Linked DNA regions of Mus musculus: region 2 is linked to region 1. The links are chromatin contacts, found by POLR2A ChIA-PET in ENCODE. All regions are on one chromosome and are shown on one strand. Each heading gives the region's core, a stretch centred on a gene start or an enhancer-like site at or near the end of the contact. The rest is flanking DNA. Distances are from core to core; before and after follow the strand shown.

Region 1 (2,700 bases), core at 27-2,526:
TTACTTCCTTTGCTTGTAGAACTAGTCCTTGACTAATTGGTTAGAGGCACGACATAGTCTCTCAGTAATCATTTTGTAATTAGTACCATAAAGCCCAGATTTCTATAGAATTTGTTTTCTCATTCTCAAAAACTAACATATGTTTTAACCAAGGGTAGAAAATACAGATAAATTCACAAATACTGATGCCATTCTCCTTCACGAGTCTCTGAAACGGAGATTACTGCTGCACTTCTAAATTTGTGTTAGTAATCTACAAAAATTCAATAAATAAATTTCAATAAACATGGCAAGCTTATTCTATGACCCGTGGGCCACAACTCAATGTTATCAAAAAGAACAAATCGCCTTGGCTCAAATTGAGTAGGCAGTGTGTGATGTTGGAGCTTTTCTGGTTATCATTATCTGTCTGTCCTTTGATCAAAACGTGGTCATAGCACATTCAATCATTGATTCAACCCTCCACACAGGAGGAATCCAAAAGTAATTCCCCCAGTCATTTCCATGTGCACTGCTTCTTTGCATCATGCGCTTCATATCTGGTGAAAAGACATCTTTAGAGCAGTTTTTATTTGTTTTCCTCCTCTCTTCCCCTCTTCCTCAGGGACCTCCGTACCCCACTCCCACTAGGATTTTGTGGGAGGTCCTCACCTCTGCCTCTCGCAGTTTCTCGCTTTTCCGTTGTTCCTCCCCCTGCTTCACGCTGTTGGCCGGAAGTGTCTTCAGGTCCTCTTGCTTCTCCAAAGCAACAGCAGCTTCATATTCTCCATTTCTGAACTCCCCAGGAAGGAATTCCCCTGCGGCCCCATTGCTGTTCTTTTTGCCTGTTACCTGTATGTGAAGAAGATGTTGAAGTCAGAAGCAAAGCTACCCATCTTGGGGTAACTGTCCACAAACAATGCCACAGGAGGTCCTTCCTCTCCATCCAGCGACAGCCACCTTCAGGCGGTGCACTGTCTGGAGCATAGCTCCAGGTATCCCAGGTGCCTGCCTTCCTCTCACAATTAAGATGAGCATCAGGTTAGCACATGAAAATTCACTTTTAACCCACTCAACCCACTCAACCACCTTCTCTTAGGAAGTCACTAACGCCAACCCCACATTATTCCTGAGAAAGAAAAACCATCTGTATTTTCAAATAAAAGCCAAGATTAAAAAAAAAAAAAAAAAAAAGATGTTTTACATACCAGCTCCTCTACTCTCAGTACCATCATGTTGGCAGCCGTGAGTCTATGTTTTTCTCTCTTGTGGATGAACCCCTGGAACTGGCCCTGTGGAGCCCCTCCACACCAGCCCGTTATATAGCTAGGGCTGGGTGAGATAATCTTCCAGCCTGGGAAGCCAAGTCACACCCCTGCCCCCACCAGTGGCCAATTCAGAGGCAGGTGAATTTTCATTCCAGACTTAGTGTCTGGGAAGCCCAAGAGGGAGATGACAAGCTGGCCGCGGCGTATGCGAATCAGGAAGAAATGTGAGAGGGTCATTCCTTTGGCAGTGACCACACCGCTCAGCAATGCGAGTCATCCCACGTATCGGGAAGCCAGGGGACAGCTGCCTGTTAATATTGCACCACATCGCTGCTCTTTTTCCTTCTTTGTCAGCTCTCATATGACTAACGTATCAAGAAAATGCAAGCACTGTGCATCACACTTACAGCCATATCTTTCTGATAACTGGACTTATCAGCACTCCAGTTGGCTGGGAAGTGTTGCTTTGGGACATCCTATTTCTGGGGATAATCAGCCCGAGGGGAAGGAGATGGGTCTGGGTGCCACTTGTCTCTATCTGTTTGGAATTCTCTGGAGTGATGTCTGCAGCTAAAATGGCCCTGTGACATGCCATCGTACCAGCATTAGGAGAAATTGAAAGCATTCAGTAATGCACTTTGACTCTATGGTGTCACTGGCCATAATTAGTGCACCACAGGCTCACCGTGTTCTAAATCTGAAGGCTAATCAGAGGATCTACCCCAAAACGGGCCGAAGTGATGCACAGAGAGATGTGAGTCCAGTTCTTAGCAGAAGCACAACTTGGATGCTGTCAGTAAAGTTTCCCAATGCTGTGGGAAAAGCTTAAGAGAGCCCGAGAAAAATGTGCGTCTGAGGCTGGAGACTCATGGGCTAATGATAGAGCATCTGCCTAGATACACGGGGCTCTCGTGTTCTATTCCTAACACGGAAACAAAAAGGCCCCAAGCTTTGCTGTTGAGAGAGGCAAAAATACTTGTTTCTGGCTTGTCATCGCTAAGATATTAAAATGTGAAAAATATAAATATTTAGATCTTTTTATAGTTCGAGGAAAGATTCTATCGTAAGAGCCACATAAAATACTTTTTTTATTTTTTATGAAAGAGGAGAGTGAAGGGGGTGTCAGTAGAAGAGGGAAGTGTTAATTAGGGTGTTGTGTATGTTTGTTATGCTGGCCATCATATATCTGTCTCTCCTCACTCACCCTTCCATGAACATGGGGTAAGAACCCCCACCCCACTTCAGCTGTTCAACCAGCAAATTGTGTTTCTAGAATCTTCAGTACAAGACATTGCCCTGAAAACCAACACACTAATACCTTGTCCTTCGTGGGTTCCCCTCTCCTAGTGTTCTCTCTGTCCTATCTGTCCTGAGACGCTATCAATGGATAACTGTTGGTCTTCTCGTTTTCATGGTTAACACTATTTTCTTTGACCTCTTGAAGTGACAAGCA
Region 2 (2,700 bases), core at 87-2,586, 36 kb before region 1:
GTGTGGCAGTGCTCAGCTGTAATCCCAAAACCAAGGATACTGAGGCAAGATGATTGTGGATTTAAGTCCACCCTGGGCTACTAATAATACCACCTCTGCTACTGCCTCCTCCACCTCTTTCTCCTCCTTCTCTTCCTCCTCCTCTCCACCACCACCACCGCCATCATCATCATCTTTCAGAAATTTGTAGGAAATTAGTGATCATTACAGTAGTGTGGTCAGATGGAGAAGACTCCATATTCTTTGTGATTAGTACAGAAATTGAAAATGCTTCTAAACATTTCCATCACTTTGGTATAATCCCAACGGACAAGCTCATGAGAAGTGGACTTTTCTTATTTGAGAGACCAGCAGTTCAGAAGTCCTATTGAGTTGCACGAGGCTGGAGCTGCTTATTAGTAATGCGCAGAAGGGTTCGCATGCTAGGCAACTAAAGACTGAATGGAGAGGGGTAAAGGACTGGCCCTCTACATCAAGTAGATTAAAAATCGTGTTCTATGTTGTTGAATAATTGATCTGTCAATATTAAAGAGTTCATTTTTAAAAGGGTCATTTAAAAGTAGAAACATCAAATGATATGTGTATGTTTCTCATGAAAAACATTGTAAGACATGTTTTCATTTTTGCCCCTCCCAGTCAGTCCTCTGGCTAAAGGATGTGTTGGCGCTAAACCATCAGCTTTGAGAGCACTCTGCCATCTTGTGGTTGTAGTCTGTAACGGATTGTCTTAGCCCAAAGAGTTTAGATAATCTTAGCCACAGACCAAATACTTCAAAAAGGCCACTTTCAAAGAATGGAATGTACTGTGGAAATAGGAAAGAAAAATAACTTCCCATGTATCTTCATTTATTTGTTAGTTTAACTACTTTTGAGACTCTGTATTTCAGACTGGCCTGGTACTCTCGGTATAAAGAAGGTTGGCCTCAAACTCAGAGTTCTCTCTGCCTTCCCGGGTCTGGGATTAAAGGCGTGTATCACCACGCCCGGCTCCCCAGAGCTTTAAACAGGCTTCAAGACCTTAGAAATGTCTGCTTGACATCGGTATGCTCTATGGGTGCCTTTAAAATGAGTCACTTTGCATTGCTGTATGGTAGGAGCATGGGAGATTTGAGCCCCATCAGAGAGTACCAAAACATTCCCATTCAAATTATGAATAAGTAAGGCTATAGGTCCCAACACACTAACTTTGGCTGGATTCTAGGGAATAGGAAAGTCTCTGCAAGACGACCCAAGACGACTGAGAAAGAAAAACTACAAATCCCAGAAAGCTCAAGGAACAACCTAAAACTCCCAGCATGCCTGAGGGACAACACGGCGGCTGCGCAGACTGGCGCGCGGGTGCTCCTGGGATGTCAGCATGGCGGCGTTCGCAGATTTGGATTTAAGAGCGGGCTCAGACCTGAAGGCTCTGCGCGGACTCGTGGAGACTGCTGCTCACCGTGAGTCTACTGGCTTGGCTCTGTCCCCCACACCATCCAGCTTTGTTTGGTAGTTTTTTCAGGCCCCATTCCGGTCTCTCGTGTGATCTGCCTGACGTCCCTAAAGGCAGAGAATAGCTGCAGTATCACCCGGATCCCCTGGGTGAGAAACTCGGGCTCTTGACAAAGCTGTTGTTGTTTGTGTTTGCCCAGTCATTCGTGCAGAGGGAGAGAACGGAGGCCTAAGGGGTCGAGGCATTGGCATGGAGCCTGCGAGCTGATGAATGATAGGAACAGGGACTGGTCCCCTCAGCCAGTGCTTTTGGTATCAGCCCCTTTTGAGTCACACGGCATCTGTCAAATACAGAAAGCTGGGTCTCGGGCAGGAACTGCTGTGGGAGCTTAGAGAATGGGAAGGGCGTTACCTTATTTCTCTCGAGCATCTCAAGTGCCTTAAGGATGAACGTTGATCATGTGAGCTCTCACCTGGCATAGGGCCTGCCAAATAATAGATTCTCAAATCCCTTCGAGAGGAAGGAAAGTAGGGCGTTATTGGGCTGACTGGGAAGACGAAGGGCCGCTATTTTATCATTACCATGCATTATTCTTTTAATATTAATACACTATTATCCTGTCAGTATTTTAGGCAACTTAAAGACAAGAGTCGTGATTTAAATGTATTGGGGACAGGGCACTTGTCTGTTGTGATGGTAAGACAAGCCTGTAGTGTCCCTCGTCTGTTATTGTAGAGTACCTCAAAAGAGATGTGAGGGAGTCATCACTCCATTGCTCCGTAGGAAAGGGAGCAAATGTGAGGGGGATCGCAGAAGAAAGAAATGATAACAAAGGTGACAGAAAGACATAAAACTTGAGTCTTTAGCATTGTGTTAATATGAACCACAGCCTAAATATGTGCCTGGCTTCTAAATGTGGCAGCTAAATATGTGCACTCTTCTAAAATACTGGTGCTGTTTCACTTCATTTTCATGACACTTGAAAGTCCTGTCTGCTGTTAACATCATGGGACAGGTGAAGAACCTGAAACTTCACCTTAAGTCACAATAAACAGTAGGGCTCAGGATCTGCCTCCTACCCCACCCCCTTATTTTCCAGGTCTCGGAATTGAATCCAGGACTCTGTGTATGCCTAGCAAGCATCCTGACACTTAGCTACATCCCTATTGTCATGCCAGACTCTTGAATCTCTTATCAATATGATCATTGTGAACAAGAAAGTATATTTTTTAAATGATCTATTTTTCTTTTCAGTGGGATACTCAGTT

Evidence for each region. ChIA-PET counts read pairs that join two places held with the same protein, here RNA polymerase II (POLR2A).
Region 2: POLR2A ChIA-PET joins it to region 1 with 17 read pairs in Patski. The contact joins the promoter of Rpp30 here to the promoter of Ankrd1 in region 1. POLR2A ChIA-PET finds 5 or more read pairs at or near these places in 2 of 5 experiments (Patski and embryonic stem cell).

What each region holds. Positions count from the first base shown.
Region 1 is chr19:36,118,568-36,121,267 of GRCm38, forward strand. Ankrd1 (ankyrin repeat domain 1 (cardiac muscle)) reads right to left here and starts at 1,277. Exons shown (of 9, transcript NM_013468.3): 1 at 1,188-1,277; 2 at 652-831. The coding sequence starts at 1,214.
Region 2 is chr19:36,082,380-36,085,079 of GRCm38, forward strand. Rpp30 (ribonuclease P/MRP 30 subunit) reads left to right here and starts at 1,337. Exons shown (of 11, transcript NM_019428.3): 1 at 1,337-1,439; 2 at 2,687-2,700. The coding sequence starts at 1,358.